Linked DNA regions of Homo sapiens: region 2 is linked to region 1. The links are chromatin loops, found by intact Hi-C in ENCODE. Cell type or tissue: heart left ventricle. All regions are shown on one strand. Each heading gives the region's core, and the rest is flanking DNA. Links, peaks and the distances in the headings are about the cores only.

Evidence for each region. Hi-C counts contacts between places; a loop is a spot of excess contacts. Peaks named below come from ENCODE experiments on the same cell type or tissue, not always from the same donor. Only the 100,000 strongest peaks of a DNase experiment are listed, where the experiment ranks them.
Region 2: a loop joins it to region 1, with 2.9 times the contacts of the local background. A loop is called at or near these places in 12 of 110 quality-filtered maps.

The regions. Positions count from the first base shown.
Region 1 is chr15:81,251,744-81,267,896 of GRCh38, forward strand. IL16 (interleukin 16) reads left to right here. Exons shown (of 19, transcript NM_172217.5): 3 at 8,029-8,137; 4 at 13,916-14,058. Among named protein-coding and RNA genes, the nearest start is that of IL16, 63 kb to the left of the region's middle. RefSeq lists an enhancer at 13,556-13,625. In heart left ventricle, for the core only: CTCF peaks have their summits at 14,273 (motif pointing left) and 14,883; DNase peaks (open chromatin) are centred at 14,278 and 14,838.
Region 2 is chr15:81,170,508-81,186,660 of GRCh38, forward strand. It overlaps a transcript of IL16 not described here. Among named protein-coding and RNA genes, the nearest start is that of IL16, 18 kb to the right of the region's middle. In heart left ventricle, for the core only: a CTCF peak has its summit at 6,089; a DNase peak (open chromatin) is centred at 6,104; H3K27ac peaks cover 1,907 bases.

The sequences.
Region 1 (16,153 bases), core at 12,807-15,306:
TCCCACTGGAACTAGCATAATGGAAACTCTACTGAGAGTCATTTCTATTAAGTAAATAAAAATATAGACACTGTTTCTGGAAAAAAATAGCCAATTATTTTAATATTACCTACAGTTTTTTTTCAAGAGGAACTTCTCCCAAATTATTAACAGAAATAATTTCTTAGTAACATAATGCTGTAATGTGTTTGGAAAAACACGTAAGATGAGTCAAGATGAAGAGCAATGAAAAACTGGTCCTATCAGGTTTGAAAACAACTGTAAACAACTATGGATATTTTAATCCTTCCTAGGGTCTGATTGGTGGAGAAGTCCATGGTTTTCTCAGGAGACAGCTATTTGTCTGGGGACATCACTACAAAGGTTCTGTAAATCAATTCTAAATTGATTCCAGAAGGATGAAGGAGAGAATGGATGGGTAACTATACAAACAGCAGGAAATACCAGGATTCACTGGTAGGAAGTGGACTAACAAAGTGCAATGGAGATTTGGGGCTATCTGGGTAGTGTCAGAGGAGAAGGGATGTTGAATGACATACCAAGGGGTTTGGATTTGGACTTGAATTCGTGAAAGACAGAGCCATTAGTTTTAATCAGAAAGTTTCATGGGTAGCATTTGCATTTTTATAAAATTATGCTGGCAACAAGGTGCAGAGGAATTTAAGGGAGAAAAGATTAAAGGCAGGGAAATTAGGAATAGATGAGTGAATATTCTATTTTTTAATGGTTTTATTAAGATATTAACTCACATACCACACAATTAAACCATTTAAAGTGTAATGTTAAATGGTTTTTAGTATATTTACAGAGTTGTACAACCACACCACTGTCTAGTTTTAGAACATTTTTGTCCCCCGAAAAAGAAACCTCCTGCCCATTAGCTGTTACTCCTTATACCCCTCATTCCTGCCCGATCCCTAATTACCCACTAATCCACTTTCTATCTATAGATTTGCTTATTCTGGACATAATATAAATAGAATTATACAATATGTGGTCTCTCGTGACTGGCTTCTTTCGTTTCATTTAATGTTTTCAAGACTCATCCATGTTGTAGCATGTATCAGTTCATTCATTTTAATTGGCAATCTTCTATTATATGGATATATTCCATTTTATTCATCCATTTATCAGGTAATGGACACAGGTTGTTTCTATGTTCTGGATATCATGAATAATGCTGCTTTGAACTTTTTTGTACAAGTTTTTGTGTGGTTTTATGTTTTCATTTCCCTTGGGTATATACCTAGGAATGGAACTGCTGCATCATATGGTAACTCTATACTTAACTTTTTGAAAAACTGACACTGTTTTCCAAACCCCCTGCTCCATTTTACATTTCCATCATCAATGTAAGAGCATTCCAATTTCTCATATCCTCCTTACACTAGCAGGTATAAAGTGGTTGTGATTATAGCCATCCTAGTGCATGCGAGTGGTATCTCATTGTGGTTTTGATTTGCATTTCCTTGATGGCTAATGATGTTGAATATCTTTTTATGTGCTTCTAGTCTCTTGTATATCATTTGAAAAAATGTCTATTCACATTTTTTGCCTATTTATAAAAATTAGGTTATTTGTCTTTTTATTTTTGAGTGGTAAGCATCCTTTGTATACTCTAGATACACAAGTCCCTTATCAGATATATGATTTGCAAATATTTTCTCCATTTCTGTAGGTTGTTTTTTCACTTTCTTGATGGTGTCCTTTGAGGCACAAAAGTTTTAAATTTTGATGAAGCTCATTTATCTTTTGTCATTTGTGCTTTTTGTATCGTATTGAAGAAGCCTCTCCCTAACCCAACCCAAGATTTACTCCTATATTTTCTTTAAGACTTTTATAGTATTAGCTCTCACATATAGATCTATGATCTATTTTGAGGTCCTTTTTGTGTATGGTGTGATAGAGGAGTCCAGCTTCACTCTTTTGCATGTGAATATCTGGTTGTCCCAGCACTATTTGTAAAATATATTTTTAAAATAGTTTTTCTATACCCCCTAGGGCATTGTATTAATAATAGTCCAATCTAAAACAAATATCCTGAGCTATGCCATTGGCAGTGGGAATGGGTGTGCTGGGGAAGGTTGAGAAGGTAAGATTATAAGGACATGGGAACTGCAGTCATGCAGGGGTCGGAGAGTAAGAACTTGAGAAGTTTTAGATTTCTGGTTCCCAACCTTCCCCTCCATATCAGGAGATCTGTGGCCTCATCATCCCACATGACATGTGGCCATCCCAGAACCAATCTGCTGGGGCCTACTTGTTTATCCTCATGACTGGAGGATCAAAGCCTGTAGCCGTATGATCAATTCAACCACAGGAAATAAGCCTCAATCAGGAGGACAGTTGAATTCTATTTTGTGGTTCTCTTAGACTGGAGCAGCTATGGCATCTGAGTTCAAAGAGAAAATGGTAAGGTTTGGATGGAAGGGGAATGCAGTCAGCCAACTCCAGAAGCATCAGGCTTCTGTCAGTAATGCCAGTGATGTCAGCCAGGGCTGGCTACATAAAAAATAAACACTCCTAACAGAGCAATGGAATTGTCATGATCTTTGGGGAGAAGTTTAGGCTTTGGAATCACCTTGTTTGCAGGACACAATGCCCCAGAATTCTCCATCTTCATTCTGGGTCCATTCCTTGGTTGCATGAGAATCTTGTTTGTTTTTGTTTTTTTCCCCATTTCTTGGAGTTGACTGTTTAGCCCTAGCAGTCACATGACCAATCCTAACTTTGGAAAAAATATTTAAAGAGTTCTCTGGACAGTTGACCCCATTTCTCGCTCAGTTGCCATGGGGACTGGCAGATGGAGAGACTGCTACCCAGGTAATTACGGGGTGTATCACCCACAGAACCTCTGCCCAGGGCCACAGTCTCTGATGAGAATAGGGAAAATGTGTTTAGAAATGATTTTGACAGCCCCTGACCTCGATGACAAATCCTCAGCTCTGACAGCAGCCCCACCTTGAGAGCAGAAACAGAAGAGTTCTGTTCTGTGTGCTGGGAGGGAGTCACACTGTGCAGACGTTCGTGGGGCTCCTACAGAGAATCCTTTGATGAGAAACCTCTCCACCCAGGACATACTTGCCAGAGAGAGACCAGATGCTTTGTTCTTATGTAAGATGTTCTGACATGTGATCATTTGAGAGAGGTGCCCTTTAAACATAACCATCAGTTACTATTAAAAGTAAAGAGCTGAAAGTGATTTTAGAGATTGTTTAGTTCACCCCTTAGCTTTACTAAAGAGGAAACTGAGCCCAGATAATTGACAAGCTCAGAGTCATGAGAGAGTTAGTGCTGCTGGTCTCATGACCCTTTCCCTACGACTCATTTCTGATGAAGAAACTGTTTAGCTTGAACAATAACTTGAAATAGTCCCAGAGTATAGATGAGTACTAGACCCTTGTTGGTGTCGAGAAAACAGAAGGTCCAAAAATGTGTGCACTGCCTCTGTTTCAGGAACCTTTAGGAGTCATATGGCTTTATATGTGTTTCATAGGAAATTGCTACTTAGACCTCAACTTGGGTCGAGATAGAACATTTCTATTCTCTCCTATAGTAGCCATCTAATGAGCCACTTCACACCACGGCCATGTTGAAGTGAAGCACATCAATTTCACAAAACTGTCAAAGAACTTGATTATAGCCTAGTGAGATACACCTTACTGGAGCCTCCAGCTACTTCAGAGACTGGCTGCATGGCAGTGGGAAGGGAACAACCTTCTGTCATCTGTGTCTGAGATGGCTTTGGTTGGAGGATACAGACTTGTGAAGGAAGGAGAAGGACTCATCTGCATAGCCTTGCGCATGCACAAGAGGCTACACCTCCCTGCATGTGGAAACTGAGATTGCTGTTCCCAGGTGCCATGGAAAGAAGAGACTGAGCCACTGAAATGTGGAGAACTGAGGGGCCAAGTGGGGACCCAGTCGGTTCAGTGTCTTTTGGATAAGGCCTTCTACAGCCAACATTGAAACCCCCAGAGAAAGCTTTCCCTCTAACACGGCATTAAGTATTTACAGCTAATCTGGGTGGGCGGGGCAGGGAGAGGCTCCACTTCCTATGATTCTCCTGCCATCAATTGGCTTTACAGGCCAGGCAATTTCCAACTGTGCCTTGGACTCAGGACTTACAAAGAGGATTAAAAGAAAGATGTTTAAAAATAAGCAGGCTTTAAGTCTACCAATGTGACAATTGAAATAAATGTAAAAGTAATCATTTATTTTTGGTTTGATTCTAAAAGTAGTATATTCTCTCTATGGAAAATATAGAAAATACAGAAACATGTGAAAAAATAGTATTCATAATCCCATCACCCAAACCCACTCTTGCTAATTCATGAGAGCAAGACCTTGTGTTTCATGTCTGCTGTCACATCCTCAGTACTTGGAACAGTGCCTGGTACAGAGTAAGTGCTTAATAAACATTTGTTGAATGAATGAGTGTTACTGTTTTGGTATACTTATTTCCAGCCTTTTTGCCCTTTTTCTATGTATATTTTACATGATTGTAGTCAGTCATCATCATTAGATAATATCTTTTTTTAACTTACTATGATAACACAGGTATACCTATGTCACAACTCTTTACAAACTTTTTTTTTTTTTTTTTTTGAGACAGAGTCTCGCTCTGTCACCCAGGCTGAAGTACAGTGGCAGGATCTTGGTTCACTGCAACCTCTGCCTCCCAGGTTTATGTGATTCTCCTGCCTCAGCCTCCCAAGTAGCTGGGACCACAGGTGCATGCCAACATGCCGGCTAGTTTTTTTGTATTTTTAGTAGAGACAGGGTTTTGCCATGTTGGCCAGGGTGGTCTTGAACTCCTTGAACTCCTGAACTCCAGTGAACCCCCCAATTTGGCCTCCCAAAGTGCAGGGATTACAGGTGTGAGCCACCGCACCCAGACTCTACATTTTTAAAGGTGCTTAGTATTCGATGTATTGTGTACACATCATTTACTTATTTACGCTCATGCAGCTAGATATTTGAGATAAAATACAAATTTCAAAGATCCTTTGCACATAGGGCTTGCTCCTCATGGATAAGTAGACCAACTGGCTGTTTTACTAGGCTTCCTTATGCTCAATGGACCCGAAAAAATTAATAAAATCACATTTTATTTTTTACTTTCATAGTCTTACTGGATTACATAAAGAAGTTTTCACTTCTCAGTGCCAGAGGGAGGTCTTGAAATTAGAATCAGGACATTACCTTCTCAATCTACTGTAACTAAGAAATATCTTTTGCATATTGTGTTTTATGAAGCATTGAATTCAGAGAACGACTCATTATGCTAAGTTCTGGCAATACAGAGTCTCAAGAATTCAACTGAACTCAACTACCTTCTCTATAGTCACTGCTTTCTCCCCTTTAAAAGAATTCCCTGGTTAGCCTGGTTATAGAAGGTAATTTTGTCCAAGTTAATATAGCACCATCTGCTGCTGAAAAGGAGTCCTTCAGGATGAGTTCTCTAGTTTTAAACATTGACTTGTTTAAGAAATAAAAGGGAATTGACATGTGGTTTCTTGCAGGATCCCCTTGTGTCAGAACTGGAAACAATCTTTTTCAAAAAGACTGAGTGGACTTCTGGCTCCAGTTGGCGACAGAGTACACTTGATTAACTCCTCCACCTGTTAGAAATTTCTATCAAAATTCAAAAGGAATATACAAATAGGGAGAAATGCATGTCAGAAACAGGAAACCATGGAAAGGGGCCAACACATTCTGGAACTCATGAGAACTTTCTGCACGACAAAGTGCAGGTGAGATTGGATTGAGGGAAGGGCTCATTAGCCTGCCATTGACCACATAAGAGGGAAAAGCCAAGGGAATGAGGGATTCCAGCAGAGCCCCTCAATACCTACTAGCTCACAGTGGCAGGGGCTGGAGCTGAGGGTGGGTTATTTGGCACACAGCGAGAGGCAAGCATAGATCCTCCCTCTGCTCTGGAAAATGCACCAGGTGCTGGGTTCTGCAAACCCTTGGCACATGAAATTAACCAGGCATTGCTAAGCCTGGCTTCTAAGAAATGCAGTTAAGTCAGTTAGGATAGAGTTATAATAGAGTGTCAGTGTCTCCAACAAACTATACCCTGAAACACTAAGTCCCAGAAAGCATTTAAGCCATCTAGTTTCCAAGTTGAGTAACCAATATCCAAAGATTCTATACTCAGCCAATCATTCACATGTGACAGCCACAGAAAGACATCCCTAGACATGCAGATATTCAGAGAGCTTTCCTGAAAGAAAACACACACACAGACACACACACAGATGTACACACACACAGAGCATGTGCACACACATACAAGAATTATGGTAGAGTAATAAAACCAATATAACTCAAGAGTTAAGTGAAGATCATTGTGGCTAACAAAGTTACAAAATAGAATAACCAGAAAACAGCTTCAGGAAGAGAAATAAAGTAATTAATACCATCATCCTCATTATCAGTCTCTATCCCTATACCCATCCCTAAAATCTCAGGATGAGGAGAGGGAAGAAAGTAAAAGTTGTCTCAAAATCTCATCTTAGATGAGGGAGAGTCATGTTTTCTGTTTCATTACTGACCCTGGTATGGAAATGAGTCCAAGTATGTTGTTTAATATACTGCTTACATACTCAATACTATAAAATATTTTCTAAATTATTAGTATAAAAAGAGAGCAAAGAAAATTTGATTGTCTAGTCACGATGACTCACGCCTGTAATCCTTACACTTTGGGAGGCTGAGGTGGGAGGATCACTTGAGCCCAGGAGTTTGAGATCAGCCTGGGCAACATGATGAAACTCCGTCTCTACAAAAAATACATAAACTAGCTGGGCATGCTGGCATGCATCTGTAGTACCAGCTACTCAGGAGGCTGAGTGGGAGGATCTCTGGAGCCCAGGAGGTCAAGGCTGCAGTGAGCCGAGATCACACCACTGTACTCCAGCCAGACAACAGAGCACCACCCTGTCCTGACCTGCTCTCTCTCTGTCACTCGCGCACGCGCTCTCTCTCTCTCTCTCTGTCACTCGCTCTCTCTCTCTCTCTCTATATATATATATTTGTGCATATACGCACACACAACATGTGCACACACACACAAGGATTATGGTAGTGAGTAATAAAACCAATATAACTCAAGAATTAAGTCAAGATCATTGTGGATAACAAAGTTATAAAATAGAATAACAATCAGAAAACTTTCAGAAAGATAAAATAATTAATACCGTCATCCTCATTATCAGCCCATATCCCTACACCCATCCCTAAAATTCCAGGATGAGGAGAGATATATAATAAATTAACATATATATATTTGATTGATACAGCAAGGTAGAAAAAGGATAAGAGAACCATAAGCAAGTTTAACAATATTGATTTTTAAAAGCCCTAAATTAAATATTTGCATATAGTAATAAGCAATATAGTAAAATCATAATACCCTTAATAATGCATGGATAGTTCAATATTAAGAAATCCATTTATATAACATTCATTCCGCAAATAGTTGCAAGTGCCTGTTATGTGCCAGGTATGCCAGAACAATGTAACTTGCTCGATCTTTCTCTCTAAAACATACCTTCCAGGCTCCCTATCCACATTGCTCTCTAGTTCTTTTCTTCAGAGCACTTATCATTCTCTGTAATTATCTTTCACCTTTATTTTGCTTGTTTATTGTCAGTCATCTTTCACTAAAATGCATTTTCTCCAAGATCAACATCCTTGTCTGTCTTGGTCACAGCTATGTGCACAATGTCTAACAAAGAACTTGACATCTAATAGCTGAAGGATTCATTCAATTTGTGTCGCATTAGTTTACTATTAATGTAATCTATTCATTCAATATTTGTAATTAAACAAATGAATGTATGTCTATGAGTGAAAGGATGATGGTGATTCTAAATCCCTGCTCTTATAGTACTTATCATTTCAGTAGGGGAGACAGATAATCTGAGTACTTCTATGGTCAGTGTCAAAATCCAATTTTGCTAAGCACAAGTTTTCTATTCTAACTTGCTGAATAAAAAGACGGCAATTGTTTTGCAGGAATCTTCCACAGCTTCCTCTCGAGAAAAGCCTGGAAAACTAGAAGCACAAAGTAGTAACTTCCTGTTTCCTAAAGCCTGCCACCAAAGGGCACGCAGCAACTCAACCAGTAAGTGTCTTCCCAACATGTCTTCAGGAACAGAGCTCAGCTGTTCCTGGATAGCAGGACTATTGGGAGGATAGCGGCTCTCTTCTGGTCCAGTTGGAGTAAACTAGCATTGGAGTCTGCTCAGCTTCATAGTGTGTGCATGCTCTGGCTAGCCAGAGTTCTGTGTTGTCTAGCCAGCTCTCCTCATGGCTCCAAGTGCCATGCTGGAAAGACCTGGGTGTGGGGAAGAAGAGACCGGGCTTTACTCCTGCTGTGTCTCCTAACATGCTCCTTGGTCTTGGGAAGGCTTCTGTCTCTTAGCTGCAATATGATGGAAGTTGAGGTTGGAAGAGCTCATGATTTTTATTAGCTGAAAATAGAAGATGGCTAGTACAAAGTCAAGAAAATGTGAAGAATGCAATAATACAGAAAAACCTGAAGAAATTAAAATCACACCAAATCATAATATTAGAGATCATCTATGTTAACATATTCAGTTATTTCCCTTCTATGCCTACATATGCTATAAAAAACTTCACACACGCATTTATTTATATATAACTATTTCAGGTCATCAGAAACTCTTGAAAACACCATTTTTTAGTGGATCCATGGTATTTTATTATATGAATTTATGAAATCTAGTTAACCAACTCCCTATTATTAGATATTTATAAAATCTACTTAACCAAATCCCTGTTATTAGGTATTTAAGTCATTCTCAGGTTTTCACTAGTCTAATCAAGTTGCTGAATAGGTACATGAGATTTTGTCTGAGTTTGTGATGATCTTTCAAAGAAAATACAGAAGGCAGTGGCCTGGTTAAGAGCTCACATTTGGGAGCTAAGGCACTTGGATCTGGGTCCCGCTTCCAGAACTAGTGACCTATGTGATCTTGGGCAAGTCCCCTCTGAGTCTCACATGATTCTGCTGTATGATGCACCATCCTTAGTGATTTCCTATTATTGGAAATAAAAATATTTTTAAAAAGTTACTTGCTTTTTTATCATCAATTTTTACTTATTCTAGCATAATTTTCTAGAAATGGAATTTGGGGTTAAACGGTAGATGTAGTTTAAGGCTTTTTATCTGTATTGCCAAATTTCAGTAGCTAATATTCTTTCAATAATATATATGAATACCTATTTCTTCAATCATAGCTCACATGGGATTATGATTTTTGATAAATATTTGCTTTACAGCAATTTACAGATTTACAGGTTTTTCTCCTTTCCCTTTCTCCCTCACCCATTCTTTGCTTTTTTACTGTTTTGTTTTGCAGCCAAGACCAGCTATACAATTGGTAGGACTCACTGTAAAATGAAAAGGCACGATTGCTGTTCAAAAAATATATGAATAATTTCAAAAAGGTAGAAGAAAATCTTTGAACCAGGTTGGGATTCTTCAATCACAGGGCCCCAGGTGACTGTGCAGGCCACGTGCCCCTGAAGCCAGGCCCTCTTGCCCCCTGGGAGCTGAACCCCGCAGAGCTCCCTGGCTCCCTGGCATCCCCAGGGCTCCCTGGCTCTCTGGCTTCTGATTGAGTTCAGTCAATGACAGGCATCAATGGAGGACTGGCAGGGGGAAGAGAGCCACCAGGGTGTTTCTTCCTCTGCTCCCCCACCTTGGTGCTGCAGTGCTGGTGGTGGCTGTGCCCCTCTATGACAGTAAATTGTGTTAGGGTGGCCTGTCGGTTCCAGTGCCCACTGGGCTCTGGTAACACCATTTCCCCACCTTACTCCTTCAAGCCTGGGGTGGTAACAGTGTCTGGTACCTCAATAGGCCTCGTTATTTTTCTAACCCGGCCCACCCCTCTGTGTATGGCTCCTTTACCCAATTCTCAGAATCCCAACTGAGTGTGCCTTTTGTTTCTTCCCAAACCCTGATTGATACACTGATAAAAATAGATGGAAAAAAAAAGTACCTAGGCTGGCTGCCACAGCTTCTGCCTGTCATTCTAGCCCTTTGGGAGGCTGAGGCAGGAGGATCGCTTGAACCCAGGAGTTTGAGATCAGCCTGGACAATATAGTGAAACCATGTCTCTACAAAAAATTTTTTTAAAAAAAGAAAACCCACTAGGCATGATGGCTCGTACCTGAGGTCCCAGCTGGTAGGAGGATCCCTTGAGCCTGGGAGGTTGAGGCTGCAGTAAGCCATGATTGTGCCACTGCACTCTGGTCTGGGCAACAGAGTGAGAGCCTGTCCTGCCCCCCCGAAAAGAGGTGAAGTTAAACATTCATACAGGTGAAGTTAAACATTCCTTCATTTATTTATTTTGTTTTTGGTGAGTTTGCCTATTCTTTACTGAAATAATCATCTTTTTATCATTAATTTATAAAAAGCCTCTTGGTTAAATTAATATTTGACGTCATACTTGTTGAAAATACTTTCTCCAGTTCGTTGCTTTTATTTTAATTTTTTAACATTAAGGTGTTTTAATCTTTATGTAATCAAGTTTACTGATCTTTTCTTTTTTAATGTGAAAGTTACTTCCACATTCAGATAACTATTAAGTCTGTGACTATATATACTTCTAATTTGTAAATGATTTATCTTTTTTCCCTCAAATTTACTGTATTATCTGTAGTTTATTTTTGGTGTTTGATATGATGTAAGAATCTAGGTAGATTTTTTTTTTCTAAATGAATAGAGAATTATTCTAGCATCACTTATTTACAATCAGTTCCTTTTATTTTGCGTTTTTTGTTTGTTTTGTTAATCTCATGCAAACGATATGCAGTTAGGTCCCTGAAAGCAAATTTGGCAATTTTTTTAAGAAGAGAAGCTTAAGGCCGGGCGCAGTGGCTCACGCCTGTAATCCCAGCACTTTGGGAGGCCGAGGTGGGTGGATCACCTGAGGTCAGGAGTTCGAGACCAGCCTGACCAACATAGAGAAACCCTGTCTCTACTAAAAATACAAAATTAGCCGGGAGTGGTGGCACACGCCTGTAATCCCAGCTACTCAGGAGGCTGAGGCAGGAGAATCACTTAAACCTGGGAGGCAGAGGTTGTGGTGAGCCGAGATTGTGCCACTGCACTCTAGCCTGGGCAACAAGAGTGAAACTCCATTTTAAAAAAAGAAAAGAAGCTCAGATAGTTGAAATCAGTGTTATAGATCATATTTATTTTTACTTAGCTCTTTTTATGCTTTTTATTTTGATGATTCCTTGCCATTTGTTTGTTCTTGGCCTCTTGCTATAATGATTGTGAAAGGTTTATTTAATTATTGTCTCTACTTCTGATTTCCTTAAGTTTTAATTAATTACCCAATTAAGTTTAATCAATTAATTAATATCTGACATAACATTTTCCAAATTGTCCCCCTCATGAAAGATGAAGAAGTTAGCTTGGTGTTATTCATCCCTTTTCCATGGATTTTTCCATTTTGTAATTCAACATAACTTTATAAACTCATGACAATATGTAGCTCTAATATAGCTTTTTTGTATATAATCATGACAATATATAGCTCCCCTTTCAAAAACTATTTTTTTTTGTTTTTTTTTTTTTTGCATTGGGTTGTAATAACCAGCTTTCAGTTAACTCACTTAATACTCTACACTTAACTGGTTTAAACTTCCCCCAATGGAGATGATAATTTTGGTACATTTCCTAGTTGGCTGGAGTGCGTCAACAAGCAATGTTCTGAAACAGTGGGCCGAAGTGGGCACAGAAATCGACCCCAGACCAGGGAGAGTTTTGGAGAACCCACTCTGTCCTGACTCTGGTCTGCGTCCCCACAGATCTGAATGTCTAGTGGGAACTGGAACCCCCACACAAGTGGAGCTGGGTGTGGCCTGAGCAGTTGCACTGGGCTCTCCTGTGGCTCTGAGGTCAGGTTGATCTGCTCTGTGAACCATTCCAAGTTGGCAGCCTGTTTGTTCATCCTCATTCCCTCTGAACCCAAAGCATGCACCACTGGCCACCTTCAAGTCACAGGTCACCCTTGCACTGCTGTGGATGGAGAGAATGCAGGGAGACTGGGATTCTGGAGGCTGAGGTCATGCCTCAGACTGTTTCTTCACTGATCCGGAACCCTCTGGGCTTCCATTTCCTCACTGATAGAGGAAGGAGTAACTCCAGCAGGGTTCCCAAAGGACAAATGACGAGCCACCTGCATCATCTGCACAGGCTGACAAACATACAGGTTTCCCCAGACCCGAAACGTGCAGATATGGATCAATAGGTTGGGTGGAGCACTGAAATCTACCTTTCTATTAAACACTCCGGATAAATATAATGCACAGGCAGAGTTAGCACTAGAGGATGTCTAGCCTCTCCTCTCACCCCCCTTTCTTGATTCTGTGTCCTCTCTTTGCAGCGTGTGGTTTTCTGAATCTTCTGGCTTCCTCTCCCTCCTGGTCCATCTGGGAGCAGTTGGTCCCTGTAACTCAGAGAGGGCCACCTACTTGCGCTGAAGCAGCTGCTGGGAGCAGCTGTTCTTGCAGGGGCAGGTTTCCCCAGCCACTCTCTGGGCCCCGATGGACCAAAACCTCTCCCTTCTTCACCTTGTCTTTGTTCCTTTCCTCATCCCCTTTTAGGGATCTCACACCCTCAGAGATACCACTCCTCTTTTCTTCTCAAGCTACCCTGGCCAGTGGCTTCCTCTCTTCAGCCTATAAATAAGCTTAAGTCTTTCCCATCCTGAAAATAAAAGCAAACCCAACCCTGCTCCATCCTGTGTTTCCTTTGAACTACCACCAATCTTACCTTTTCCTCTAGGGGAATTTTTCACAAAAGCCTGTCCATTCACTCGAGCCTCACTTGGCCCTCAGGATACTAGGCAAACCCTGCCCCTCTCCTGGCCTCTAGAACGGAACTGCCCAACACATTAGCCACATGTAGTCTTGAGCACTTGAAATGTGACTTATTCAAACAGAATGTGCAGAAAGTATCAAAGACCCACTGGATTCAAAGACTAAGTGCAAGAAGAAAAGGATGTAAAATATCTCACTAATAATTTTACATATTATTTATATGTTGAAAGAACAATAGATATAACAGACCAAATAAAATATATTATTAAAATTAATCTCTCCTGTTTCTTTTCACTTTTTAAATGTGGCTACTAGAAAATTTTTTAATTACATAGGTGGCTGGCATTATATTTCATTTGGGAAGCACTGTTGTAGACAATGACAGGTTAAATCAGATCATCTGTGAAGGTTTTCCCAGCTGGATGTGGTAGGGTAGGGAGGTAGGGTAGAGTTCCCGGTTGGATGAAAGGAAGTCTGTGGTTTCCACAAAGTAGAGGAAGCCTGTCGCTTTGCATTTTTGCAGATATCCAAAGAATCAAGAGTTGTCTCCGTGTGTGTGTATCCCTGTGTGTGAGTGCCTGTGTAAGAGCCAGTCAGATAGGATCTCCCCTGCCCCTGTTCCTACTGGGTCTCGCCTGTTTGTGCTTGTCCTCGGAAACCTTTGTGTTTTCCTCCTTTCTCTCCTTGGTTGGGATTGAAAACACCGGGGCCTGGATCTGATGCAGCATTGTGGTTTCTGAGAGCTCAGCACACTGATTGACTTGCAGGAAATGCCTGTCAACTCTTGTTGCATTGAATGGAGGTAAAATGGAAGTGAGAGTCCCATCTGCACCCTGCAGTACAGACAGCATGCGTGGAGATCATGACAATGCTGCTCATGTCTTCCGCGGCCACCTCTCCCCACCACGCACCTGGCACAGGGTGTTAAGTGGTTTACAGTCACACTGGCCCCTGGCTAATGAGGGGCTGATATTGTTCTTAGTTGAACTTTGCATTTTGAGAGCACAAATGATTTCTTGCTGTTTTTCCTCTTCTGGTTTAGGTGTTAATCCCTATTGCACAAGAGAAATTGATTTTCCAATGACCAAGAAATCTGCAGCGCCCACGGACAGGCAGCCTTACTCTCTCTGCAGTAACAGGAAGTCCCTCTCTCAACAATTGGACTGTCCAGCAGGAAAGGCTGCGGTAAGAATGGAAGGAGGGAAACTCAGAGAAGAGTTTCTCCCGGGGAGAAGGGAGGGGCCCAACATTAACAGTGGCTGAAGAGGCCTTCCCAGTAGTTTTTTTGTCCGCAGAACTACAGAGGAGAGGGTCTCGCTTAGTAGCTGCAAGAAGGTACAACCATCTCTGGGCTGAGAACCGCATTAGAAATGGTCATCCATTGAGCGCCCCCTTGTGCCAGGCACTTGCAACTGCTGCCACGTGTGTGCTATTAAGAGCTAACATGTAGAGAACACGGCACGCGGGGGGACCCTGAACTATGGCTTTGCGTGGATCGCTTTATTTCATCTGCACATACTCCTAAGAGGTAGAAGAGGGAGCTACAGCTTGGGCAAGTTAAAGGATTTATGCACATTCACACTGTTGAGGAGAAACAGCTGGGACTTCAAGTCTGATCTTTATGACTCTGAAGCCTGTGCGAAAAGGCTTTTCACTCCTATAATCTAGTGACCTGCTTTACCAACATTGCCTCTAATTCTTAAAACAAGCTTAGAAAGGAATATGTTGTTAGTCCCATTTTATAGTAGGACACTGAGGCTTGGCAAAGTGAGTAGCTGGGTTTATGCATCTTAAAACCTATAGGACCAGAATTTAAACTGCCCTGTGTGCTCCTCAGTCCATGACCTTCCCACTACAGGTGTCAGCTTGCAGGCAGAGAGCTAAGCAGATATAAAGCACAGTGTACCCTACACACGTCCCACCAGCTTGCCTTTCAGCCCCAGCCAAAGCACGCTGTGCTGCACGCTGCCACTTTTGGTCACACAGCGCCCTCTGTCTGTAGCATCTCACCCCTCCTTCTCTGATCTCTATCTCTAGAAACTGCCCCAGCCTTCAAAAACCTTCCTAAGGTTCTCTTTTGCCTGGGAAAGCTCCTGATCTCTCCAAAGGCGTGGACTTCACATTTTCCCAAATGCCCATCAGGAAGCAACTGCACTCCTCTCACAGTGCTCACCCAGCCTGTCTTGTGAGTGTCATTTATGTTAGCATTTCATCTCACCAACTGACTCTCCCAAGGAGGGTCTCCACGGTCAAGCAATGTTTCCCTGCATAGTACATAATAGATGCTCAGTGAATTTCATCTCTCTCTTCCCTTCCTTTCCTTGAGTCAATGTGTTTTTCATTCCCAAACTGGGAGTGTGGTGTCCTAGTGTTAGAAGAAGGTGGCTTCCCTGGTGCCACCCTGAGCTGAGAACTTTCCCAGTCCCTGGTTTTCTGCACATCTGGGGTCATACAGGAGTACACTGGAGCCCTCCAATATCTGCAGCCAGCGCTGGGTCCCTGAGGATTGGGCTAGCGGGTACTTCCTGGGGGAAGCTGCTTCCTGTCTTTGCTGCCTCATGCACTAGGATCCAGGTCCTTGGGAACAGGAGGCCTACCTGGCCAGCAGGGATGGGCTAAAGATCAGCCAGTAGTAGCTGCCTGGGAGGCTGTGCTGAAGAGAATTGAGGGGTTACATTCCACCAGGAAGGAGTGCTTCAGGAGATTGGCAGTGTTTTGGGGACAGGAGTGGGAGACTCAGTTATTCCCTCTACTCAACTCCTCAAAGTTTAGGAGGCAATTAGACACTATGTTAGTTGGAGACAGAACCAATAAGAGATGTATAGATAGACACACATACACATACGCAGACACACATACACAGACACACACACACACACACACACACACAGAGAGAGCGAGAGACTGATCATAATGAATTGGTTGGTTTATGGGATTATGAAGGTAGGCAGGTTCCAAGATCTTTAGCATGAATTGACAAGCTGGAGACCCAGGGAAGCCTATGGTTTAGACCTAATTAGAGTCTAAAGGCCTGAGAACCAGGAGAGCCAATGGTGTGGTTCCCATCCAAAGGCCAGCAGGCTCAAGCCCAGGAAGGGCTGATTTTTCAGTTGGAATATAAAGACAGGAAAAAGGCTGATGTCCTAGTTCAAAGGCAGTCACGCACGAAGGATGCTTTCTAACTCAGGGGAGGTCTGTCTTTTCTCTATTCAGGACTTCAGCAGATTGGATGAGGCTCACCTGCATCAGGGCAGGTGATGTGCTTTGGCTACAGATTTCA
Region 2 (16,153 bases), core at 4,940-7,439, 89 kb before region 1:
CTTTAGCATCAAGTGGCTGGAACTTGAGACATAGAACATGGATCTGATCTAACAATTGGCAGCTTGAATGCTCTGTCTTTCACACTGTACCTATTCATTTCCTGCCGACTGCCTTGGATTATAGATAGGGCTGGCTGAGGTTTTTCTCTTAATTTTCTTGGCAACTCATGACTTCTGGCTGCAAAGACTTTTCAGATGGTCTCTTGGACATCAAACAGCTACAGACCAACATTTGGTTACATAAAGTGCAAATGAATCATGAACATGTGGATTATATTTCTATTCAAATACACAGCGATTTCAAATTATGGGAAATGGACTATGGGCTGTACAAATTAGCACGAGGTTTGGGAAGTCAATGGAAATGCTGAACAGATTCTCAGTTATGTCCATCTACTCTTCCCCAAAACATTCTTCCTTAGCACCCTAGAAATTACAGCTATTTAATTCAAGGGAACGCTGAACGCTAGTCTTTTCTGCAAGAGAGAGGGAAGGCCAAATGAATTTGCCCAAGGTTCTTAGGGTTTATTTATTTTGTCCCAAAGCCAGCAAAGACTGAACAACATGCAAAATATATCCTCCCTTCCCCTTGGCTTCCGTGTTGGAACTTTCTTAATTTTATCTCTCTTCAGTCTCTTCCCTGTCTTGGTGTTGCATCTCTGTTGGATGTCTTTTCCATTGCTTGTTTCTTCAATGTTGAAATTTTATAAGGCTTCATGCATAGCCCATTTTTTTTGGTATTGTTGTTATTTTTGTTTTCTTCTGTCTCTGCTGCTTGAATCAGAACTTAGTCCATTTTTCTTACTGTGCTTTCTATATTGTTTTAAATCAGAACCTTTGACTTCAACTACTTTCTATACACCAGTGATGTTCATATTTCTATCCCCATCCCAGATCTCTCTCCTGACCTCCAGTTCCTGCATCCATATGCCCATCAGACATCTCTACTCTCTGTAGCCCACAGATGCTCCAAACCATATGTCCAAACTGAGCTCATCATCTTTCTCATCATTCCAGTTTTTTTCCCTGCATTCATTATTTTAGTAACTAGAAGTATCAGTCACCAATGCCATTATTTAATTAGTTTAGGCAATTTTGAGTCTTCACTCAATGCCTGACACTGTATGCCAGACACTGAGTTAGATCAGGGAACACAAAGATGAATAAGAGCTAGTATTTGGCCTCAATGTGTTCACAACCCAGTGGAGAAGATGGACATGTCAACAAATAATTACAGAGAAAGCCCAGCATTAGAAATATGCAGAGAATCTTAGTAGCGTGGGAAAGGGGCATGAATTATATCAGTGGTGGGGAGCATTCAAAGGAGAATTTTAGAAGGGTGATCCCTGAGCTGGCAATCAAAGGGTGAGAAAGGTAAAGGAAGAGAGGGGACAGATGCACAAAAGCATGGAGGTGACAGACAGCAGTGAAAGCAGACAATTAGCACAATTTCGGCTTTGCTGGAGCCTGGCATTTGAAGCAAGTAGACAGGGCTTAGTTATATAAAGGCTTACATGCCTTATTCAGAAGGTTTGGGATTTTTTTCAGATAGTTTATATAGTCTCTCAGTCGAGTGTTCAATGGCAAATATAAAGGTCAGACTTCTTCCCCTCCTCCTCTTCCTCTTCCTTCTTCTTCTTTCTTGAGAGAGGGTCTCCCTATGTTGCCCAGGCTGGTCTTGAATTCCTGGTCTCAAGCAATCTTCCTACCCCAGTCTCCTCTCTTAAAGTGTTGGGATGCAGGTGTGAGCCACTGTGCCTGGCCAAAAGGTCAGATTTCTATGGTTATGAGAGAGGATGAATTTGAGAGAGTAAGAATGGATAAAGGTAGAGAAATTAGGAGACTCTTGGGTTATTCTGGCTGAATAGTATGAAAGCCTAAGCCAGGAAGTGGCAGAGAAGTCAGTGGGTCTGAGAGATGTTTAGAATATATAACTGTGAGGGGCCAGGAACAGTGGCTCACGTCTAATCCCAGCACTTTGGGAAGTTGAGGTGGGCAGATTGCTTGAGGCCAGGAGTTCAAGACCAGCCTGGCCAACATGGCAAAACCACATCTCTACTAAAAATACAAGAAAAATTAACCAATCATGGTGGTGTGCACCTGTAATCCCAGCTACTACTGAGGCTGAGGCACCAGAATCGCTTGAACCCAGGAGGCAAAGGTTGCAGTGAGTCGAGCTCGAGCCCCTGCACTCCAGCCTGAGCAACAGCACAAGACTCTGTCTCAAATAATAATAAAAAAAGAAACAAAGAAAATATAACTGTCAGGAATTGAGCTGAAAGTTGAGATAAGGAAAAAAAAAAGGAGTCAGGGATAGATTGTAGCTATCTGGGTTGGGTAATGTGGAATATAGTAATGGTGCTAGCAGAGAAAACACAAGGCGCTCAGAAATATTCTTGATATATTAGACTGTGGTTCCTTGAACTCATCCTCCTATTTCCTGTCCTTGTACCATGGTGCATACTGGTGCCTGTGACTCAAACATGCCCATCACCCTTTTCCAGCTGGCCATCTCACCCGAGGTTCAGAGTCAATTCATTCGTCTATCCAGCATTTATCTGACCTAACTCAGCAGGGTCTGTGCCTTCTTCTGTGCTCCCACATCTCCCAGGGCTAAGCTTTATCCCCCAAATCACCCCACTGTAATGTACTTGCCTCTGTCCCCTCTGTCAGTCTCCAATAGAGAGGTTTTGAGGACAGAAGCCCAGCAGCCATTCAGTTGCTCTTTGCTGACTACTGAATGCATCTTGGGAAGAAATGAAGTTTGTTCTTTTTAGTTACAGAATTGAAATCTAATGCATCAGAGAAATGAGGACAACATAGATGGCATCTGAGCTTTGATTTTTCTTTCTTTCTTCTTATTATTTTTGGAGATGGGGCTCGCTCTGTCACCCAGGCTGGATTGCAGTGGCACAATCACAGCTCACCACAGCCTCGACCTCCTGGGCTCAAGTAATCCTCCCACTTCAGCCTCCAGAGTAGCTGGGATTACTGGTGCATGCCAACATGACCAATTAATTTTTTTTTCAGAGATGGGGGTCTCACTATGTTGCCCAGGCTGGTCTTGAACTCCTGGACTCAAATAATCTGGCCACCTTGGCCTCCTGAGCTTTGATTTTGTGACAGTTGTAACCAGTATGATCTCAGGGAAAGAGGAAAGATACAGGCAACATGTTCTATGACCATCTAACAATGTGATTTGGGGCTATAACAACTTCTCTGGCTATTAGGTGAGTGGGAAGTTTCACTTGTGTGAGTGAATGGCCAATACCCTGGAAGCAAAGCATCTGGGCTCAGGCCTTTCAGGGACCAGGGTGGGAGGAGGATGGCTGATGGAAAGCAGTAGCACTGGTGAAAACAGTAAGGTGACAACAGGAGGCTCCAAGGAGGAGAGCTCAGTCACAGGGCTCTAGGTGGGCCTTTCCATTGATTCCTTAACAGTGCAGGATGGGTGTCAGCTGCAAATGAGATTCTTGTAAAGGGCAAGGACAGGAACAGGCTAAGGTTTCAGGGGCAGAGGAAGAAGGAGCAGCAGAGGGAGGAGGAAAGATGAAAAAATGCCTCTAGAGAAACAGTGGAGCTGTTGGAGCAGAAATGGTGGAGGCACAGAGAGAGCAACCTGAGTAGGAATTCCTAGCCTGCAGTGGGGCTGGGTCCACTGTGTATGGTGCAGACATGGAGACAGCAACCCAAGTGAGCTCCAAGCCTACAGTGGGCCTGTGTCCACTGTGTCCATAGCAGATGGTGCAGGCATGGAGACAGCAACCCAAGTGAGTTCTAAGCCAACAGTGGGGCTGTGTCCACTGCAGATGTTGCAGGCATGGAGCCAGCAGCCCAGATAAGCTCCAAGCCTACAGTGGGGTTGTGTCTACTGCAGATGGGGTAGGCATAGAGTCAGTAACCCAAGTGAGCTCCAAGCTTAGAGTGGGGCTGATCTGGGGGAGCCTCCAGAACTTGACAGCCTCACTACTGATTTATTTTGGCTCTGTGGTCGATGTAAAGGAAGAGAAAAGTGTGAGATGACCTGGAAGGAGTTGAGAAGGCATCCTGGGGGGACTGGAAATACCTTTGAGGCTAAGCCTAATGTCATCCCCTCTGTGAGGTCTTGTCTGTGTTTTCATTGTTGGAGTTCTTCTTTCCCTCGAGCTCACTCCTGGCCTTTAAGTCATCCAGTCTACCCCCACTCTGTGTTCTTAGTTCTGCAGTCACCACTTTTGGACATAGGGCTGAGATCTGATCTTTGCAACTTGACTCTGGGGCCTTCCTTGAGAACAGAGCTCTGGCCTTTTGTGCTAACTCTCTGTACTTTAAACTGCCTCAGTGAGTAGATCTGGCCTTGGGTGGACCATTGGCCTCTTTCTGGTTGACATCCATCCAAACACATTCAGTTTCCCTTGGAGAGGTGGAATTCAGACAACAATCCTTTGTCCCCCCTGGCTTAGCAATCTGTGGCAGCATGAGCTGGAATACTCCGCATTCCAGCCAAGCCTCTGCCCCCTCCAGGTTTTCCTAGCTAGAACAACTCAATAATTTCTGCAAGACAAAACTGACTTAAGGTAGGAAGAGCAGAACTTACTTACCATCTTCCAAATGATGTACTTATTACTTGCTTATCTCCACCTCAAGGGGGAGCAAAGATATGATGCCCCAGGGATTAACCCAGGACTTTCATGTTAGTTCTGGTTCCTAACTCATTCCTGGGTGCCATGTGTTACTCTCTGGGTCCCCTATTGCTTCTTGGGTCCCTGTAATGGGCTGGTATTGGAGTCACTTTACTTTTTCCCTTTACTACAACAGACAATCCAGATGAACCTCCACAGTCAGTCAGCCAGCCAGATAGTGGCCATAAGTGTCAATTGATATTTGTCAGTTTCTTTCCTGCTCTTGTCTAGTTTGGAGGAGATAACCAAACTTTGATGGCATTCTACAATGTGCTGCTGACCACAATATGCCTTAATTCAGAGAGGTAATACAGGTGAAGTGATTAGCACAGTACCTGGCACAGAGTAAACACTCAGGAAATGGTAGCTGCCATCACTACCATCACCATCATCACCATCATAAACACCACCAGCTACCACCACCATCATCACCATCATAAACACCATCAACCACCACCACACCATCATCACTATCGTCCCCATCATCACCACCACCACCACCACCACCATCATCACTATTATCACCACTACCATGATCACCATCATCACTATTTTCAACACTACCATGACTGCCATCATCATAACCACCACCATCATTGCCATCATCACTACTACCACCATCACTCAGTCTGTGCTTTTGCCCTTCTTTGAATGTTGAATGAGGCTCAATTTGTCCTTCACATGAATGTTGAAAAATAATAAAGCATTTAAAAATCCATAAATTGATATAATGGCCTGCCTCTATAATGTTCTGAATGCAAAAACAAATGATGAAGGCAGTGAACATTTTAAAACTAATGAGCTGGTTGAATAAGAACATTGATTATTAGGTGCACTTACCATCCGCAGAGTTGAAGGCATTGGGGTTAATGATTACACATTAGACTGAAAAATAGTTTACTGGCATTTTCTGAGCCAGCCCCATCTCCCATGCGGTCACTGTCATGTAAGTTGTCACATGTCACTCCATTCAGTGTGGCAGCTCTCCATGGGAATGTGTGGGAAGTGGCCAAGGGTTTGAGAGACAATGCTGGCTCTTCTGATGACAGGGCCTGGAAGATGTTGCAGGCCATTTGCTACACAAGGCCCCGGTGGAGAATGAAGAAGCCAAGTTTTAGAGGTTTGTGATCTTGGGATGATGCTGGCAGGCAATGGCTCAGCTCCTGAAGTGTTAAATGTGATTTGACAGCGTCAGCTGAGAACTCAGAGGTCCAGGCAATGGGAAACGGGAGGAAGTCGGCTGTGGGAACTGGTCCCGGGGCTGCTGTAGGTCTGGCCCCTCGGGAACACTACAGATCCATTATATAACAGGGAGTGGTGCAGTTGGACTGGATTTGGGCTGTCTGCCCCGCAGAAGTGGCCTGTGCTGAATCTGGTAGGGGCAGTAACTTGTGGCTTTGGGAGAATGAAGTAGGGGCCGACTATACAGTCCAGTCTCTACGCTAGAGGCCGCTAAACAAGAGGGAACATACGGCCAAGGGGCAGGGTTTAGGGCGGGCTCCAGGCCCAACAGGGAAGGCACAGGCCAGGCAACAGCAGCGGGAGGCAGGCTAGGCAGACCAAGTCAATACATGAGACCTGGGAGGACTCAGGGCTCATTCCAGGCACAGTAGATCCTATGCCCACAGCAGTGCAGGTCACTGCGGGCCTCGCGTGCCAAGCTCTCTGAGCCCCCCAACATCCTGGCAGCCCAGTCACAATCAGCTCAGGGCTGGGGAAGGCCCGGTAGCAACTGGAAGCATCTGTGTCCATAGCCCTGAGGGGCTGGGGGGCACAAGGACTAGCTGAGGAAGGGGACCCAATCATCTGAAGGGAGAACAATCCAAGGGACTGTTGAGTGTGTGGGGGACACCAACAAACTGTCAGTGCTAGGGGCCAGTAAGGGGTGCTGCTAATGGGGGCACAGCCAGCGGCCAAGAGGGAACAGAAATTGGAATGTGTATGGGTGGCTGAATTTTTTTTTTTTTTTTATTTTTTTTTTGAGACGGAGTCTCGCTCTGTCGCCCAGGCCGGACTGCGGACTGCAGTGGCGCAATCTCGGCTCACTGCAAGCTCCGCTTCCCGGGTTCACGCCATTCTCCTGCCTCAGCCTCCCGAGTAGCTGGGACTACAGGCGCCCGCCACCGCGCCCGGCTAATTTTTTGTATTTTTAGTAGAGACAGGGTTTCACCTTGTTAGCCAGGATGGTCTCGATCTCCTGACCTCATGATGGGTGGCTGAAGTTATGTCTCTCCCAAGGTGGTTTAACTGGTAAGAGGCAGGACCTTTCATTCTTCGTTATAGACAGTTGGGTGTAACAAAAACCTGTTCCCTCGGCTCCTTTTATGCAGGGGAGGGATGGCAAGGATTTGGGTTTGTGTATGGGAAGAGGTCATATAGAAAGAATGAAAGAAATAGAGAGAAGACCTCCCCAAATGTGGTTTCTCCCCAACCCCCTAAAGCTCATTCCAGCTTTCCAGCTTTTCTAATTTGTGGTTATAATTGGGATGGTGCCATTCTGACCCCCACCCATTCTTCCAGGTTGAGGGACATAGTCTAGAGAGGAAGGAGGTGTGCAAAGAAGCTTGGTGCTTTGGGGTCTCTTCCTGGGGCTGGTGGTAGAAACTCAGAAGTCAGTGTCAAGGACCTTTCATCTGAGATGCACATGCATGAGATTCCTAAGCCAAGAGGCCAAAAACAACAGGCCCACAGCTCTAGCTTAATTTCAACACTGCTGCAAACTCAGAAATGTTAACCTCAAAAGACATGGTGTCTGGCTAGTGATTCCCAATGTAGCCTCCTGATCTTCCCACCAAAGTCCCTAGGAACATACAGAATAAGATAAAAGCTTGTCATCAACGCTGGAAACTAGACATCTAGGTTGTCGTAGAGGCATGTGAATTGTTTGAGGAAGTCATTCAACAAATATTTGTTGAGCATCTACTCTGTGCCAGACATCGTTCTAGGCACTTGGGATAAATCGGTGAACAAAACAAAGATCTCCTCCTCATTGAGAATACAATCTCTTCATAAATGCATAGTTCTGGCCTCCCAAAGACTAGGGCTTCCCATATTTTTATACAAATGTATATCCCCTCCCCCCTGTTTTAAAATATATGTAATATATAATATATATTTATATATAAATATATATATACACTTTTTTTTAAGAGACAGGGTTTTGCTATATTGCCCAGGCTGGTCTCAAACCCCAGGGTTCAAGCAATTCTCCCACCTTCGCCTCCCAAAGTGCTGGGACTACAGGTATGAGCCACCATACCTGGCCCTATTTCCTCCCTTTTTGTCAAGGAACAAACATGTTTCTTTTGGCAAAAAATAAATTAGCAAATACAGAAAAAATAAATAATCCCACTAGCCTGAGATAATCTTTGTTCAAACATTGGCATACAGCCAATAAGCTATTAACAAAAAAAATTATGTACAAACATGCAACCTTATTTATTTCCATGTGATTGAATGTCGACTCTTAAATCTCCATTGTTGTGGATGATGGAAAGTTAATTTTGTCAATTCAAAGTAAATTTAGTCACTCTAAACTTAAAACACAGTCTCCTCTGGGTAACTACTCACTCAATTCAGGATTTTCCCTGCTGGGCTGCTGTGTAGTATGGTGGTGTTTGGAAGGTGCACACAACTCGCAGTTGCCTCTCTGCTGGAATTCATTGCGGATGTCACCTGTCAGCCTCTCCTTTGTCCAGGGAGGTCCCATCCTCACCACATGGGCTGCCGAGACATCTGGTTCTCTGATCCGTGAAGGTCATCCTGCTTCCTCTGTGTCTGACTGTCAAGAGCTCCCTGGGGCAGCTGGCACATCAGGACAATCCTGGGTACCTCTTCAAGGCACAGGAAACTTTCAGCTATACTCCCACCCCCAAAGGAAGACTCGGGAGAGTGTCCCAGAATCTTTGTCTAAATATCCCAGGTGGATATTTCTACTCTGTGTAGACTCACACTCAAAGAGGCTCTTTTCTCCCAGAATCTCAGGCAGGGAGTGGGATACAGGTCTCTGAGCAGTTTTCTCCAGTGTGGATGGCCCCTATCTCTCGGTGCCGACTTCGGAAAGGAGCAGAGTGGGCAGAGACCCTCTCAGGCTCCAACCTGTGGCCTTTGAACGTCACCCTCCCTTCAGCTGGGCAGACTTTTATCTGCTTTTGGATAAGAAGAAAGCTGCTCAGATAGCATCTCATGTTCTACCCAAGTTCGTGGTTAATGACATAAATTTTGCGCTTTGCATCCTCCAGGCTTTTCTCTTTGTAGTCAAAGCCAAGCTTTTTGCATCAAAGAAACAAACAAAATAAAAACAAATCAAATATATTTATCTGGATAAGCCACACAAGTTTAGTGGCTTAAACAAGGCAAAGTTATTAGCTTACATTTCCGGAGGTCAGAAGCCCAACATGGGTCTTCCTGGGCTAAAATCAAGGTGACAGCAGGATTGCACTTCTTTCTGGAGGCTAGAAGGGATAATCCATTTCCTTGCTTTTTCAGCCTCTGGAGGCCACCTGCATTCCCTTGGCTCATGGTCCCTTCCTGCATCTTTAAAGTCAGCAGCAGAGCATCTTCAAGTCTCACTCTGACTCTGACCTCCTCTTCTACCTCCCTCCACTCTTAATATAAAACACAGTCTCCTCTGGGTAACTACTCACTCAATTCAGGCTTTTCCCTGCTGGGCTGTTGTGTTTGGAAGGTGCACACAACTCGCAGTTGCCTCTCTGTTGGAATTCACTACAGATGTCACCTGTCAGTCTCTCCTTTGTCCAGGACCGTCCTCACTATATTAGCTGCTGAGGCATCTGGTTCTCTGATCCTTCCACTTTTTTTTTTTTTTTTTTTTTTGAGATGGAGTTTCACTCTTGTTGCCTGGGCTGGAGTGCAATGGCATGATCACAGCTCACTGCAACGTCCGCCTCCCGGGTTCAAGAGATTCTCCTGCCTCAGCCTCCCGAGTAGCTGGGATTGCAGGTGCATGCCACCATGCCTGGCTAATTTTTGTATTTTTAGTAGAGATGGGGTTTCACCATGTTGGTCAGGCTGGTCTTGAACTTCTGACCTCAGGTGATCTACCCACCTTGGCCTCTCAAAGTGCTGGGATTACAGGCAGGAGCCACTGAGCCGAGCTGTTCCTTCCACTTTTAAGGATACTTGTGATTACACTAGGCCAGCCTGGATCATGCAGGATGATTCCTTTATTTCGAAGTCAGCTGATTAGCAACCTTAATTCCATCTGCAATCTTATCCTCCCTTGTCATGTAACATCACATATTCACAGGTTCCCAGGTTCAGGATGTGGACATCTCTGGAGAAGCCATTTTTCTGTCCATCACACTTTTGTCAAAGGCTTGATTCATATCATTATGAACCATGGTTTTCAGTATTATGGTCTTTGCTACTGATTTAACAAAGTCTATTTAGAAATTCTAAAGCCAATGCTTTGACTTATTTTTTTTTAATAATCATATAGATGGCATGAATTGAAAGTGAAAAGCCCAAAGGGATATTGAAAAGCTCATGGTGAAAATAAAAATAAAAAACTCAATTTTATTCTCCAGATCTGATCTTGTTTCATGTATGTGGATCGTATTTACACCATGTTTTTTTGTAAGCGGTTTTATTCACTTAATAATATAATGCAGACATCTTTCTATGGCAATACATCTTATTTTATCACATCATCTTAATTTCTTTTCTTTTCTGTCTTTCTTTTTTTTTTTTTTTTGAGACAAAGTCTCACTTTGTCACCCAGGCTGGAGTGCAGTGGCACGATCTTGGCTCACTGCAATGTCCACCTCCTGGATTCAAGCAATTCTCCTGCCTCAGCCTCCCGAGTAGCTGGGATTACAGGCACATGCCACCACACCTGGCTAATTTTTGTATTTTTAGTAGAAATGGGGTTTCGCCATGTTGGCCAGGCTGGTCTTGAACTCCTGACCCCAGGTGATCCACCCACCTTGGCCTCCCAAAGTGCTGAGATTACAGGTGTGAGCCACGGTGTCTGGCCTCACATCATCTTAATATCTGCAGAGTACTCCCAGAATTTATCTAGCCTATTGCTTATTGTTGCTGCCATTGGGTACGACTAAAATGCAAGGCCAGTTTCTGGCCCTCACAGTGCTCCTGGCACAGCTGCAGCATCCTGCAGTTTCAGAGCCTAGGCAGTTCATTCAATAATCAGAGTAAGGAAGGGTCAGGAAGTGCCAGTGTAGGGTCCCCACCCTCACCCAGGGGTGATGATGGCTCTCAGGGAGCTGTTCTGACTCCAGGTGCTGATAGCAGAGTTTCTCTGGCAACCTGTAGCACTGCCTTGAGAAATGATTATCTAAAGTATATTTGCATGGGGGTGAGGGGTGCAGAGGGAGTACGAGAGTCACAGTGTCTTGGCAGTGGATTGAGCAGAGTGATGGTGATGCCAGTGGCCACGACTCTTTGGAGCCCTGAGTGGTAGCAGTGATATTGAGGCCAGAGGCACCACGGCAGGGGGCCCATCCCAGAAAGACCTGGGGCCCTTGGCTGGTGACAGATAACTCAGGGACTAGACCAGGATCTGTCTCACTTGCTTTCCTGGTAAGTTTTTCTCTCTATCAAACAGAGCAGGTTTTCCCTCCCATTCAGTCTCACATTGCTATGTCCAGAAAATCATCACACTCTTCCACCAGAGGGGTGGATATTACTTTCTCAGTTTTCAGTTTTGTTTGCCCACTCACTGTATATTCTTTTGGTCTTTCCAATGGTGATCCAAGGATTTATTTAACCCAGCAGTCAAATTGGTCATTTTAAATAATAGTACATCTTGTCCAAGTCCAAAAATAAAATGTCCTGGTATGAGAAGGCAAGCGGAGGAAATTGGGTAGAGTAGGCTGAAAATGTTTTATAGCACCATTACCCGGAGCCCAAGCCCCTTTTTCATTTATCCCTTTTTTGTCCCGGCATGGCAGGAGTCAGAGCGCCTTCTGTTTGTCTTGATTAAAGTCAGCCTCCACCTTCCCCCGAGCCCAGTTGCCCTTCTCAGGACACAGGCTGCATTCACCATGGGTCTCTCTGCCCAAGCTCTTTGCAGATTTTATGAAAGGCGTTTTCACTTGGATTAAACAGGCGCTGTGTTTGTGTGTGGTGTGTGTGAAGGAGAAAATGAATCACTTCAACTTTGGGCAAGGATTTTAGGTGTAGTGTTTGTCCCATGCAATTACATAAACACACCAGAACTCATTAAAAAAAAAAAGTAGAAGAGGGGGGCAGAGATTCAAGTGCTTGCGATGATCTAAACAGTGCGGCACATTTTCCATACATTAGACCTCAGAAAGGGTTGTGTTCTGCCCTCTCACAACAGACTCCAAGTCCAAAGGAAAGTTTGAGGTTTTACATTTCTGTTTGTGGTACAGGAAAAGGCTTATGCTCTGAGGGCTTGATTCAGTGAAATAACATTGCCTTTATACACATTTGCTTCTCAAGGAGGGCAGGAGTTGGAAGCGACCGTTGTGAAACGTTAAAGATTTTCTGGCAGAGGGAAAGGGATTTTTTTTTTCTCCCTCCCTGCCGAGGAAAAAACAGTTCTAACGAGGAGTTACTTTGTAGTTTTAACTCATATTCAAATACTCCCAGCCGAGAAGCTGCCATCGATCCTCCCATGGACCCCTGATCCTGGTTTGGAGGAACTTTTCACAGCTCTCTCTCCCTCCCTCAAACCCTGTGCAATGAGTTTGCAGAAGAGAGTCTTCCCGAGAAGGCAGAACGGTGAGTGGAGCTCCTTCTCCTATCCCAGGGGACTCAGGGGAGGTTGGAATGGAGGGGTGGACCCTTCCTGACATCCTCCCAGGGGAATGGAAGCATGGTTTTGGTCCCACTGTGTAGTATATGAGTGAGTGTGTGTGTGCACACGTGTGAGTGTGTGTGCACACGTGTAAGTGTGTGCACACGTGTGCTACAATAGGACACAATGCCTGTCTTTGCAGAGGCTGGCTGAGTGCTCACCAAGTGCTTGGCAGAGAGTTCGGGAAGGGCAATTGCAGGACCCCCACAGGGGAGGAGAGTGAACCCTGGCCAGGGCAATGGTTTTCCATGTGCCCCGGCTTCCTCTTCAAGGGGCAGAGGCATCAGTGTCTAAAACGCTAGCTGTCAGGGTCCCCACCAGTTCCGCTCCAGTTTCAGCAGAAGCAGAACAGAAGAGGGAGCTGCTCAGCTCCGGGAGAAGTGAACGGAGTGCTGGTCTCTGGAGCAGATCTGAGAACTGGGAGGGGCCTCCATCCAGATCCCCTACCTTCCTGCAGGTACAGCCCAACAGATGAGAGCATTTCTTATTAAAATCTTCTTCTTTTGCTCTGGAAACATAAACAGGCATCAGGGCAGAACGTTTTAACCCTTCTGCCCAACTTTTAAAGTTAACACTGGCGAAACTTCAGCTCTGTTGCAACTTTGGCATAAGAGAGTAAACACATGGTTTTCCTTAAAAAGGAGAAGTAAGCAAGTCAAAGGCATATTCTGACTTTTCTAGCTACAGAAAGATATGGCTAGAACCCTGGCATCTACTTGCTTAGGTTGCATTAAGGCATCCGCTGAAGTCTGAAGAAAGGCAGTGGGGTGTAGGGAATAAGAACCTGGGCCATGGGGCGTGGCCACCTGGGATGGAATCTTGGCTCTGAGGGTAACAGGCTCCTTGATCTTGGAAAAGGCATTCAAAGGCTCACTTTCCTCCTTTGCAAAACGGTGGTCATAAATTCTTACCTCAGAGGACGGCAGAAACAATAACTAAGATAAAGTGTGTGAAATGACCCAAATGGCATGTACGTATTCAGAGGATATGTCAGCTCTCCTAAGCAGGCTGCTCCCCTCTTCTCTCACAGCAACCATCATAGATATACAGGCTTGAGGATGAAGAAAAGAGTGCTTGAGGGCCCAAAGTAGCCCTGGCTCTTCGTATAGCAGAAAGTAGGGTGAGCATTCAGGCGGCCTCCCTTTGGAGGCAGATGACATGGATGCATTTACTTCCACTGGGGATCTTCGAGGGTGGGACTTGACCTGGTGTTTACTAGGTGCTCCGTGTTTGGTGAAACCATTTTATTCACTCTGATTCACAGGGAGGTCTTACCACTTCCTACCCTGGCTGCACTGCCTTTGGTTGGGTTTCCCTGGTAACAGATGGTGAGACAGAGATTTGCGCATAGGAAGTTCATTGGTGTGTGCTCTGGGAACAACACCAGCGTGGGGTGAGGGAGACAGAACCAGACAGATGGAGAAGTTGGGCTGTGATGCAGTTGCAACACTGGCCTCAGCGGATCCAGGGGATCTTATGGGGTTTTGTATCCCTGCAGTGACCAGTCATTGCTTGTGGGCTGCCCCTGGAATCCAGGCATAACCTTGGGTGAGGCAACTGTCTTTGGCTGAAGGCAGTTTCCCGAGAGGGACTCAGTTGTGAGTTGTCACAGGCAACACTTATGTCAGCTGTGGGAATGAACACCTCGGTCCAGGGGTGAGGAGCTTATCCGGGCGATGCCCCATCAACTACTCAATACATTTGACACAGTGCCTTCTTTCTCTGAGTTAGGCTGTTAGAAGATTGGGCATTCACATGCAGGGACACCTGTCCAGTTAAATCCTTGCATAGAAGTGTGCCTTTGGATAAGCCCCTTTCCATATCTGGGACTCAGTGTCCCTGTCTATAAAGTGGATGGAAGGGTGTTGGACTAGACATGGCCTCTAAAAACACTCCAGCTCTGCTATTTCACATGTGCAGATTCTGAGCATGTGGTCATGGTGGTTGGATGTGTCCTCAATAATAGTTGGGTCCTGTGGTCTCCACCATAGGTGCCTTGACTCCTTCTGCTGGGAAATAGGAATCGAGTCACCTGGGGATCCTTGGGACTTGGCCCCTGTCAGCAAGGAGGGGCTGGGCCTGTGGGAAGCAGAGGGAGGCTCTGCATAGGGCTGGAGGGTGGGGCGTAGGGTTTGAGGAGGATTCTGCTGCACACCTTCCCCCACCATCCCCCCAACGTCTCTCCAATAAAAAAAGTAAAACCACATGACACACTGCCATATGTCTTTGATAGTTAAGAGCTATGTAATGTTGCCCGGGACAAGCATGGATATAGTTTTATTACTCTCCGTCTCCTCCTAATTTCCTATTTACTTTTCAATATACAAAGAGTGAAATCACTTTCCCAAACACTTGGAATTCATTTTCATTGCTTTTTTTCTTTTCTTTTCCTTTTTTTTTTTTTGACAGGATCTCATCTGTCGCCCAGGCTAGAGTGCAGTGGCATGATCATGGCTCACTATGGCCTCAACCTCCTGGGTTCAAGTAGTTCTCCCACCTCACCCTCCTTAGTAGCTGAGACTACAGGAGCGTGCCACCATGCCTGGCTAAATTTTATTTTTTTGTAGAGATGGAGTCTTCCTATGTTGCTCAGGCTGGTGAGCCACTGTGCCCAGCCTGGAATTTATTTTCAACAAATTATTTATTTAGAGTATTCTAGGCTTCAAGCACTGTGCTGGGCTCTGGGGATCTAATGGGACACATTAAACAAACAACTGTACACACATAAATATAACGGCAAAGAGGGTTAAGTTCTATGGGAGGCTGTAACAGGGAACTGGCCTAGTCTGGCAGATCAGCGTGGGGCTTCCCTGAGGAGGTGCTATTTGAGTTGTTTTCTGAAGGGTGTGTGGGAGTTACACTGGGGCAGAGATGGAGAAGCAAATGGGCGAATTGTAGAATAGGGATGGGAAAAGAAAGTGTTTTAAATCTTACCAGCTTAACCTAGCCACTGTGAGTTTTTTAAGTGTACATCCATCCAGTCTGTTTTTCTTGCAGCATCTTAAACAAATTATGGTGACTTGTTAGCTAAGGGAATAAGATCTTTTTGCTGGTGGGGCAAGGTTTTGCCTGTGTATCAGCCAGTTGTCTCTGTTCCCCACATCTGGCAGCCAACCCCTCAGTGTGCATCCCTCACTACCAGAGGCCTCGCCCTGAACCCTGGAAAGCCCTCAGTAATACCAGCAGCTCCCTCTTCCTGAGTGCTTTCAGCACCAGGCATTGATTTAGGATCAACCTGCATGAGCACTGACTCATTTGATCTTACCTACAGCGCTTTATTTTTATTTTTATTTTTTATTTTTACCTACAGCACTGTGGGGTACATGCTGTTGTCTTTACTTCTCAGGTGAACCAAAACAAGACACAGGGAGTTTAACCAGGTGGTGAGTGGCAGGACAGATTTGAACACAGGCGGGTCTATTCCATCCTAAAGCCTGTACTCTTAGTAAGCAGTATGCAGCTGAAAAAGCACGGTGAGCTTTCTACATATCCATACTGCTCACATGCTGATGCTTCCACTCGACATTGGGTTGTGGATAACTTCTCAGTTCCGACAAAGTTATCTGAACCACCAGTCTTACCAACCTCAGAAAAACAGATCAGATGCCTGTGCAGTAATTTATTTAACCATTCCCCAATTATGGACATCTTGGCTTGCTTTCAATTTTATGTTTTCCAAAATATCATC